Regions from separate parts of the Homo sapiens genome. Here region 1 is linked to region 2. A link is a contact called in ENCODE Hi-C or POLR2A ChIA-PET data. All regions are on one chromosome and are shown on one strand. The core of a region is the stretch at or near the end of the contact, and the rest is flanking DNA. Distances in the headings are between cores, read along the strand shown.

Region 1 (5,393 bases), core at 603-3,102, 1.3 Mb after region 2:
CTCACTGCAACCTCTGCCTCCCGGGTTCATGTGATTCTCCTGCCTCAGCCTCCCGAGTAGCTGGGATTACAGGTGCACACCACCACACCCAGCTAATGTTTTGTATTTTTAGTAGAGATGAGGTTTCACTATGTTGGCCATGCTGGTCTTGAACTCCTGAGCTCATGATCCGCTCTCCTTGGCCTCCCAAAGTGCTGGGATTACAGGCATGAGCCACCGTGCCTGGCCCTCAAAGATAATTTCAAATTGAGAAGTTCTGAAAGTATAATAGCTTTTTTTTTTTTTTTTTTTTGAGACAGAGTTTCCCTCTTGTTGCCCAGGCTGGAGTGCCATGGCGTGATCTCGGCTTACTGCAACCTCTGCCTCCCAGGTTCAAGCAATTCTCCTGCCTCAGCCTACCGAGTAGCTGGGATTACAGGCATGCATCATCACGCCCGGCTAATTTTGTATCTGTTAGTAGAGATGGAGTTTCTCCATGTTGGTCAGGCTGGTCTCGAACGCCCGACCTCAGGTGATCCGTCCACCTCGACCTCCCAAAGTGCTGGGATTACAGGCATGCGCTACCGCGCCCAGCCTGAGAAGTTCTGAAACTATAGAAGGAAAGATCAGAAAAATAATAGGTAGGAAAAAAAATTCATGGTTGGCTTGGAGAATACCCTTGAAGGGTGTTAAGTAAAAATGATAGGAGGCCTTTGTTTTGGACTAAACTCCTGCACCAGGCCCCAATAGACCTGGCTAAAATAAAAATGGAGTCACCCATGCTAAAGTTTCACCTCACCAAATCCAAACTAAGTTGTTACCAAACCCAAGCTAAGTTGTTATCTGACCTTCAGAGAAATCAGGAAAGAGGGATAAGGACAGCCAGTTTCCCAAACAGGCTTGTTTTAATGTTGCATGATAATGAAGCTCCCTCTGTTGTAATCCTTACACAAAAGAAGTAGCCTGAAGTAACTGATGTCAACTAATCAGTTATTTTTCTATTGTTCTGTCTCTCTGTCCTCACCTTCCAAGGAAAGTAGCTTAGAAGTGACCAATATGTCAAGGTCCCATGAGAAGACTGAAAAAAAGAGAAGAAAGAGGAAAGAAAAGAATGACAAGAAAGAGAAAGAAAGAAACCAATATGCTCTTTGTTCTTTGCTTTTGCTTCCTCAAGCTTTTCTCTGTCTACAAAGCCAACCTCTCCTGCTCAGCTCATCAGAACATTCACTCCACTTTCTGGAATGAAGTGTTGCCTGATCCTAGAGTCGCAATAAAGCCAACTGAGATCTTAAAACTAAATTCGTTGTAATTTTGTCCTTTGCCAAGGGGGGAAAAACAACAAAAACTTCCCAAGAGTACCTATATCCTCTTATCACTTTTTCTGGTCTTTTCCTTAGTTTTTGCGAAGTGAAATTGGGAAGGTGGAGACTGTCTGTGCTCACACGTTTCTGAGGGAATGGTGTGCAAGAGGTTACTTGAATCCAAATTAATTGACTCACCATTTCCCACTTATACTAGACATTATTACATCAGTTCTCTAATGTAGCACCATGCCTTCCCCAGTTACAACCCAAAAGAACGTGCTGAAACCTGCGGACACCACACTCAATGCAAAAACTCCAAGTCCCGAAATCCTCCGTAGCCTGTCCCCACCGCCTCCTCGCAAGAGCAGCCTCTTCAGTACTGGGAGTTGTAGTCATTCAGAGTCTTCCTTTCCGGGATGAGGGGCGAGAGCGCGCCTCGAGGAGCTACATCTCCCAGGAGGCAGTGCGCACTACGCCCTTGCTGGCGCCGGGATCCTCCCTCTCTCGCTCCTCCCTTTCTGGGCTGCACCGCTCACGCCTTCCTGTTAGTCCGAGCTGGGAGAAGTTCACTCCGATCAGCTGATCCCAACTGACAACAGGAGAGGAGGAAGCCCGGGAGGCAACGAAGGAGGAGGGTGGCGGAGATGGAGATGAGGATGGATCTGCCGGTGTCCTGAGGAATAGCCTCTGCCCCCACTGGCGCCCTGCGGCCCCCCGACGCCGCCTTGCTGCGGCCGAGCTTCTCAGTGGTGGGATCCCCGGGCCGCGGCGGGCAGGGCAGGGCGGGGAGGGCACGGCCCAGCGCGGGGCGAGTGATCGTCCTGGGGCTCAGGCTGCCCTCGGGAGGAAGGGGGGGCGGGTGCGGCGGGGGTGGGGGTGGGGTGGTATAAACAATGGATTCGGCTCCGGGTTTTGCCGGCGTGGGGGGGATTTTGGGGGACCTTCTTTGTTCTTAGGCTCCGCTCCTGCCCCTCGGGTTGTGGCGGTGGTGTCCGGGTGGAAGGAAGGGTGAGGAACCCCCGGCTGGGGAGAGGTGTCGAGGTGGGGGCCCGAGTGGGCAAAATGTTTGGTTGACATGGCCGGGCGTGAGGTGTACTTTTGAAGGTTGATTTTATATTTTTCTCAATTGTGACAAGTTTGATTTTTGTTTCTGTTTTGGGAGCTGGCTGGGCATGTCTGAGGTTAGATTGTAGTAAATAAGATCCCCTAGTCACTCCCTTCGCCTTCCTTGTTTATCTGAAAATAAGGTTGATAGATTGATTACTGTAGGGGAGGAGTGACTATCAGAAAGGCAGGGCTTTACACCTTGTCGGGGCCTTGGAATGCGGGTCAAGGCTAGGGGGAATTAGGAATATAATTGTCAAAGTGACAAAAGCCCCTTTCTTGCCCCAGTTATCTTTTTTCGTATTTTGAAGTTATTTTTAAGTTAGTTTTTAAGTGACAAAGAGAAAAATTATTTGTTTTGATTCACTGCAGGCCTGGCTTTGCCATGGGTCAAAGTAGAGGAATTGTCTCCTGTTGCTCCTTTTTTTTTTTTTTTTCAGTTAGTGAAAGAAGGGACAGAAGAATTACAGTGTAAAAAAATTGTTTTTAAAGATGAAATTGTTACTATTGTTTCTAAGTTTTGAGTCTTTAATATACATCTAGCTAGAGTTGAAACAATCCAGTTACAAGGCTAACCAGGTCGGCCCAGGTATTTGATAGATCTAAAGTTTATTATTACATTTTCATTAGCTTTGTGAAGGCCTCTCCACTCCTCCCAATTGTGGGATGCATGTGGGGGTGCAGAGGGCTGTCCTTCCAAGGACTACTCACTTAGTGATTTAGATTCTGAATTTAATATCTGAATGAACAGAAAATTCCAGTCTGGGAAATAGAGCAGCAAAGTCTCTTAAATGCCTTGGGCCTAGAGGTGGCGTTTGTTGTCAAGAGGAGGAGCTTTAGCCACAATTTTGAGATTTTTTTTTTTTTTTTTTTTTTTGAGGGAGTCTTGCCCTGTCTTCCAGGCTGGAGTGCAGTGGCAAGATCTTGGCTCACTGCAACCTCCGCCTCCTGGGTTCAAGTGATTCTCCTGCCTCAGCCTCCCTAGTAGCTTGGATTACACGTGCCTGCCACCATGCCCAGCTAATATTTGTATTTTTAGTAGAGATGGGATTTCACCATGTTGGACAGGGTAGTCTCGAACTCCTGACCTCAAGTGATCTGCCCACCTCGGCCTCCCAAAGTGATGGAATTACAGGTGTGAGCCACTGCGCCTGGCTATACAACAAGCCAGTGTAAGTGTTAAGATAGAAAATGAGATTTCTGGCCAGGTGCGGTGACTCACGCCTGTAATCCCAGCACTTTGGGAGGCCAAGGCGGGCAGATCACCTGGGGTCAAGAGTTCAAGACCAGCCTGGCCAACATGGTGAAACCCCGTCTCTACTAAAAATACAAAAATTAGCTGGGCATTGTGGCTAGCGCGTGTAATCCCAGCTCCTTGGGAGGCTGAGGCAGGAGAATCGCTTGAACCCGGGAGGCGGAGGTTGCAGTGAGCCGAGACTGTCCCATTGCACTCCAGCTTGGGCAGCAAGAGCAAAACTCTGTCTCAAAAAAAAAAAAAAGAAAAAAAAGAGGAATGAGATTTCTCTCAGCAGTTCTGGGCTAATATTTAATTTAGTCAAAAAAAATTTTTTTAAAGGTGCACTTCTGTTTTTTAGATGAGTGAAATCCTTTTCCTTCCTCTATTCTAGGTATCCCCTGAAATACTGACTTCAGGTCGAATTATATTGAAAAGCTCCTGACCACTTTCTTTCATTACCAAAACTTTGTAGCTGATGTCCAACCGATGAACCCACCACCGTGAACCCATCAGACCTCTCTCAGATAGCCATAAAAGACCCTTCCAAGTCAATTTTGACCACATCTTTGCTTGCACTTTATGGAGGATGAAACCATCAAACCAAATCAACGTTGCTGCTAATACAAGAGTCTTAGAGGCAGCAAATTAAAAATTTGAACATTTGTTTGTGAAGAACTATAACAGGACATGAAAGGTGTTCTTTTTTAAAGTGTTCAGAACCCTGTGGAAGTTTCGTGCAGTCTTCAGACTCAAATCTTCGTCTTCACCCCCGGGGCAAGCTCAGTGACTATTATATGGTGGGTGTGTTTCCTTACCAGCGTGAGTATGAGTGCCCAGACTTCCCCAGCAGAGAAGGGCCTGAATCCGGGGCTGATGTGCCAGGAAAGTTACGCTTGCAGCGGGACTGATGAAGCTATCTTTGAGTGTGATGAGTGCTGCAGTCTGCAGTGTCTCCGCTGCGAGGAGGAGCTCCATCGGCAGGAGCGCCTGAGAAACCATGAGCGGATAAGACTCAAACCTGGCCATGTCCCTTACTGTGACCTCTGCAAGGGTCTCAGTGGGCATTTACCAGGTGTTAGGCAGAGGGCAATAGTGAGGTGCCAGACCTGCAAAATTAACTTGTGCCTGGAGTGCCAGAAGAGGACTCATTCTGGGGGTAACAAAAGGAGACACCCTGTTACTGTGTACAATGTCAGTAATCTCCAGGAGTCACTGGAGGCAGAAGAGATGGATGAGGAGACCAAGAGGAAGAAGATGACTGAGAAGGTTGTGAGTTTCCTCCTAGTAGACGAAAATGAAGAAATTCAGGTAAGCACACGGGTATAGTGGGATTCATGTGTAGTGGAGCAGATCTGTTGTTGGAAGCCAGCTCTCAAAAAACGATGTCCAAGAAGAGATCACATTTTAATCATTAAAAGGCAAGACCTCTGGAGGCTTTAGTTGCATGGAGTCAGATTTAGTTACCAGCTGCATGACCTCTGGCCGAATTACTTTACTTTTCTGAGCCTTAGCTTTTTCATCTATAAAATGGGGGACAGCCTACTTCATCGAGTTGTGAGGTTGAAATGAGACAGTGTTTGTAGAGCCTGTCGCATAATAAATGGTCAGTGTATACGGTAGCTGTTGTTAGTATTAATTGTAGCATTATTATTAGAACAAACTGATTTAAAACATTTCAGAATGAGAGCACCCTGGCAAGCTGTGAGTAAATGTTAGTGATGCGGGACTGCACCTATCCAGGGAAACACACACTAACAGTGGGTCCCATG
Region 2 (5,691 bases), core at 3,059-5,558:
AGGAGAATCACTTGAACTTGGGAGGCAGGGGTTGCAGTGAGCCCCAATCCAGCCTGGGCAACAAGAGTGAAACTCCATCTCAAAAAAAAAAAAAAAAAAAAAAAGGGCCACAACAGTTAAGAATGTATTACTTGATTTATTGTATACTAAGTGGTGGGCACAGAGCAATTCTCCTTATAAAGTTGACAATTAGCTTCACTCAGAACATTTTAAATAATGCACATTAAAACAAGTATTCATTTTACAAGTTGTTCTGCAATCTAAACATACAATAGCTTGGAGGACAATATTTAGAAAACAAAAGCCAATGTAAAAAGACAGATTAAAACAACTAGAGGCCAGGAGCGGTGGCTCCGCCCTGTAATCCTAACACTTTGGGAGGCTGAGGCAGAAGCATCGCTTGAGCTCAGGAGTTCTAGACCAGCCTGGGCAATATAGTGAGACCTCATCTCTATTTAAAAAAAAAAAAAAACTTAAAAATTAGCTAGGCATGTTGGCGCATACCTGTAGCCCCAGCTACTCAGGAGATTGAGGTGGGAGGAGTTGGAGACTGCAGTGAGCTGTGATTATTATCCCACTGCACTCTACCTGGACCACAGAGCAAGAACCTGTCAAAAAAAAAAAAAAAAACCACACATACACAGACACACACACACACACACACACAAACCAACTACACTAGAACAGTATAGGTTTTATATGGCTTGAATTTCACAGTTTTCTTAACTGCATCATCAGTATCAGAAATCTGTTCTTGGCCAGGTGCAGTGGCTCACATCTGTAATCCTAGCACTTAGGGAGGCAAAGGTGGAGGATCACTTGAGCCTAGGAATTTAAGACTAGCCTGGACAACACAGTGAGACACCTCCCCCCAACCCCTGCCTTCTCTACAAAAAAAATTTTTTTTAATTAGCTGTGTGTGATGCCAGCACCTACAGTCCCAGCTACTAAGGAGGCTGAGGTGGATCACTTGAGCCCAGGAGATGGAGGCTGCGGTCAGCTGTGATCCCACCACTGCACTCCAGCATGGGCAACAGAGCAAGACTCTGTCTCAAAAAAAAAAAAAAAATATATATATATATATATATATATATATGTATATTTTTACATATATATATTTTACATATATATTTTTACATATATTATATATATATAATCTTTAAATTTAAATTTTAAAAAATCTGTTCCTTCAGCTGGCTTCTTTGCTCCAAATTCAAAGAAATACCTTCTCTTCCTGGTTTCATTTCACCTTCTGGATCCATCCAATATTATTTAATATCAATTACCCTTTAAAATCCCAAACACTGGCCCGGCTTGGTGGCTCACACTTGTAATCCTAGTACTTTGGGAGGCCAAGGTGGGCAGATCACTTGAGGTCAGGAGTTCAAGACCAGCCTGGCCAACATGGTGAAACCCTGTCTCGACATAAAAGACAGAACTTAGCCAGGCATGGTGGCGAGTGCCTGCAGTCTCAGCTACTCAGGAGGCTGAGGCAGGAGAATTGCTTGAACCTGGGAGGCAGAGGTTGCAGTGAGCCAAGATCGTGCCATTGCGCTCCAGCCTTGGGGGACAAGTCTAAAAAAAAATCCCAAACACTAATGTACCTCATTTTCCTAACCTGAAACATCATGTTATCATCTGTGCTGCTGCTGCTGTTCTCTTTGGAAGATGATAGAGCTCTTCAAGTTTCACCAGTCTTTTGCTTCTTTACAGGTCTTTCTGGAGCAACCTGCTTTTTCCTCTTTAACTTTTTGTCAACATCACTGTCAGAACCGCTGCCAGAAGAGCTTGAAGAAGTAAGTTCCTTTGATTTGGGCATTACTCTGCTCTGCTGCACTCCAGTAGCCTCCCGCTTGCTCACTGGTAACTCTGGTGTATTACTTCTTCTTCTTCTTTTTTTTTTTTTTTTTTGAAACAGTCTCACTCTTGTCACCCAGGCTGGAGTACAATGGCACAATCTCAGTTCAATGCAACCTCCGCCTCCTGGGTTCAAGTAATTCTCCTGCCTCAGCCTCCCAAGTAGCTGGGATTACATGCACCCGCCACCACACCTGGCTAATTTTTGTACTTTTAGTAAAGACGGGATTTTGTCATGTTGGCCAGGCTGGTCTTGAACTCCTGACCTCAGGTGATTTGCCTGCTTCGGCCTCCAAAAGCGCTGGGATTACAGGCGTGAGCCACCGTGCCCAGCCTGCTACTTCTTAAAAGTTTACAGTAATAGACAATGCTGAGGCACCCTGGGACAGTAATGCCACCGAATACCAAACTAGGACATTTTTGAGACTGAAAGGGGACAAGATCTGTAAACCTAGATTACCCTAGAGAGGTGACGTTGCTTGCTTTAATACTTTGGTTGCCTTATTAATTTTTCAAAAATTGCATCCTATTTTTTTGGTTTTCAAAATAAGAAAGACATACTTGAATAAAGTTATTTCCTCTTCAAAGTCTTTCTAGATTCCACTTTTCCCCATGCTGAGTTAAATGCCTTTCTCTTTGGTTCTGGGGCAGTGGTTCTCAATGCTAGGGGGTGGGGTAAAGCTGGAATTTTGGTCCTTTCTCCCCTAAGGGACATTTGGCAATGTTTAGAGACATTTTGGGATGCCTAGGTCAGAAGGAATGCCACCGGCATCTAGTGCGTAGAGGCCTGGGATACAGCTAAACATCCTACATTGCATAGGAAAGCCTACACAGCAAAGAATGATCAGGCCCCAAAACTTAATGGCGCCAAAGTTGAGAACCCCTGCTGTATGGTATGTTTGTCATAGCACTTCATAAAGACAGCTGTAGGCCGGGCACGGTGATTCACACCTGTAATCCCAGCATTTTGAGAGGCCAAGGTGGGTGGATCACCTGAGGTCGGGAGTTCGAGACCAGCCTGACCAACATGGAGAAACCACGTCTCTACTAAAAATACAAAATTAGCCGGGTATAGTGGTGCATGCCTGTAATCCCAGCTACTCGGGAGGCTGAGGCAGGAGAATCGCTTGAACCCGGGAGGCACAGGTTGCAGTGAGCCAAGATAGCACCATTGCACTCCAGCCTGAGCCACAAGAGCGAAACTCCGTCTAAAACAAAAACAAAAACAAAAAAAGGCCAGGAGCGGTGGCTCACTCTTGTAATCCCAACACTTTGGAAAGCCAAGGCGGGCAGATCACCTGAGGTTAGGAGTTCAAGACCAGCCTGACCAATATGGAGAAACCCTGTCTCTACTAAAAATACTAAATTAGCTGGGCGTGGTGGCACATGCCTGTAATCCTAGCTACTCGGGAGGCTGAGGCAGGAGGATGGCTTCAATCCGGGAGGCTGAGGTTGCCGTGAGCCGATATCGCGCCATTGCACTCTAGCCGGGGCAACAAAAGCAACACTCCGTATCAAAAAAAAAAAAAAAAAAAAAAAAATCTGTAATTGTCAACTGATTGACCTACCCAGCTAGACTGCAACTTTCATAAAGACAAGTGATACATGCATGTTGTAGAGTGTTTGGCTTGCAGTTGAAACTTAATAAGGATTGGAGGAAAGTGAGAAGACACATCCAGATTCAAATTTAGGGACCTGTGGGATCATGCTGTTTGGGTTTTTTTTGAGCCATTTCCCACCTCCCTTTGGGTACTAATCAGTCAACTGATAAGCATTTCATTCATTCAACTATCTATCTTATCTATCGATCATTATCATCTATTTATTTGTTTTTGAGACAGGGTCTCTCTTTGTCGCCCAGGCTGGAGTGCAGTGGCACAGTCACGGCTCACTGCAGCCTTGACCTTCCGGGCCCAAGTGATTCTCCTGCCTCAGCCTCCAGAGTAGCTCGGACCACAGGCGCTCGCCACCATCCCCGGCTAATGCTTTTGTCTTTTGTAAAGGCGGGGTCTTGCCATGTTGCCCAGGCTGGTCTTGAATTCCTGGGCTCAAGCGATCCTCCCGCCTTGGCCTTCCAAAGTGCTGGGATTACAGGAGTAACCCACCGGGCCCGGCTGGAAGCCTAATTTATACTTTTTTAAAGATCATGCTGGCTTCTCTGGGAGAATATGTAAAACATCTATTATACACAGAATCTAAAATACTTGCCATAAAGTAGTTACACTCTCGGATACCTATTGTCAAAAGGGAAGTCTCCCAGAAAATATGGGGGCGCTGTAGCCGCCGGGTCAGCCGAGTCCACTCTCTGGTACTTTTAGAGACGTCGGTCGCTTCCGGGAGAGTCCGCGTCTCCCGCACCTTCCTCTCTATCAAACGCCGTCTCTGTGGTAGCCGGGGCCCCGCCCCTCCTCGGACTCTACCCAGTACTGAACTAGGGGCAGCTGGGCTCCAGAGTCCCTCGGGTCTCAGGTCATGGCGGTCGCGGGGCCCGCGCCCGGAGCTGGCGCCAGGTAAGCAGGGCGGTCGGGGAGGAGGTTTGGGAGCAGGAGTTCCGGGCTGTAGGGAATGGGCTTTCCTGCCCTCCGTGCCTCGTCCGCCGCCCTGGCGCCCCCGTCTCGCCCCCGTGACTTCTGAGAGAAAGAGGAGCTCTCGAAGGGGCGTCCGCCCTCCCGCCGCTCTAGGCCGCTCCGCACCGGCCGCGGCCCCCTCCGTTCTTGGCCGGACTTGTGCCATCTCCTGCGGTGTGGGACCCTCACCCTCGCAACTGGCATTCTTTTTTTGAAAAGAAGAACCTCAGGTGCACAAAATTGAGTTGATCCTTCTCAGTTCTTGACACCCTGTGGGCCAATGCAAGGCTCCTTGTTTATTTTATCACTTCCTCTCTTCGTTCCTATTCCCAGACCCCTTTCACTCCCCTTTTCAGACAGCCACTCTGGTGTGTTATATAAGTGGCTTTACGGTCCACCTTGGGTAAATTTGTGCAAGTGTTACTTTGAAATCTATATAGCGGTTTCGAATTCTTCAATATAATATGCTGTGATTTTTCTTTAAACCTTTTTCCTCAACATTGTGTTTTTGAGTCCATCCATGCTAGTCATCTTGTTTTCACTTCTGAGTGCTTGCATGAGGGGTGCTGTGTGCATAGACTTATTCCCCTAGTGGTGGATAGATTTTTTTCTAGTATTAACACCCCCACAAGCCACACTGTAACGAATATTCTGGCAGTTGTCTCCTTGTGCATATTGTTGCATTTCTCTGGGTATCCACCCCAGAGTTGGGTCCTGGTCATATCTAATTTTGCTGGATTGTTCTTTGGAATGGTCACACTAGTTTATACTTCCCGACGGGCAGTGCATAAAGCTTCCTGTTTCCCGGTATCCCTCCATCGTTCAGTGGCGGCTGGTTTTGTAATGTTTATCAGTCTGGGGGGTGTAAGGTGGTATCCCATCGTGTACATTTTCTTTCTTTCTTTCTTTCTTTCTTTTGAGACGGAGTTTTGCTCTTGTTGCTCGGGCAGGAATGCAGTGGCATGATCTCGGCTCACTGCAACCTCCGCCTCGGGTTCAAGCGATTCTTCTGCCTCAGCCTCCTGAGTAGCTGGGATTACAGACGCGCGCCACCACACCCAGCTAATTTTTTGTATTTTTAGCAAAGATGGGGGGGTTGGCCAGTCTGGTCTTGAACTCCTGACCTCAGGTGATCCACCCGCCTCGGCCTCCCGAAGTGCAGGGATTACACTTCCCGACGGGCAGTGCATAAAGGAATTACAGACGTGAGCCACTGCTCCCGGCCTACATTTTCATGTGTTTATTAAACGTGGGTTTTCCCTTTTTT

The links. A loop is a pair of places that touch in the nucleus more often than their neighbours do. ChIA-PET counts read pairs that join two places held with the same protein, here RNA polymerase II (POLR2A). Pooled maps may share reads with other maps.
Region 1: a loop to region 2 is called in a pooled map, with 13 times the contacts of the local background. The contact joins the promoter of ZFYVE1 here to the promoter of ABCD4 in region 2. A Hi-C loop is called at or near these places in 8 of 50 pooled maps. POLR2A ChIA-PET finds 5 or more read pairs at or near these places in 2 of 52 experiments (HEK293T and activated T-cell).

The regions. Positions count from the first base shown.
Region 1 is chr14:73,023,565-73,028,957 of GRCh38, reverse strand. It overlaps ZFYVE1 (zinc finger FYVE-type containing 1), which reads left to right and starts at 1,852. Exons shown (of 12, transcript NM_021260.4): 1 at 1,852-2,032; 2 at 4,016-4,932. The coding sequence starts at 4,450. RefSeq lists an enhancer at 1,510-1,709 and a silencer at 1,940-2,149.
Region 2 is chr14:74,301,551-74,307,241 of GRCh38, reverse strand. ABCD4 (ATP binding cassette subfamily D member 4) reads left to right here and starts at 4,308. Exons shown (of 19, transcript NM_005050.4): 1 at 4,308-4,367. The coding sequence starts at 4,330. It also overlaps a transcript of VRTN not described here and the pseudogene SUB1P2. RefSeq lists an enhancer at 3,860-4,219 and a silencer at 4,480-4,559.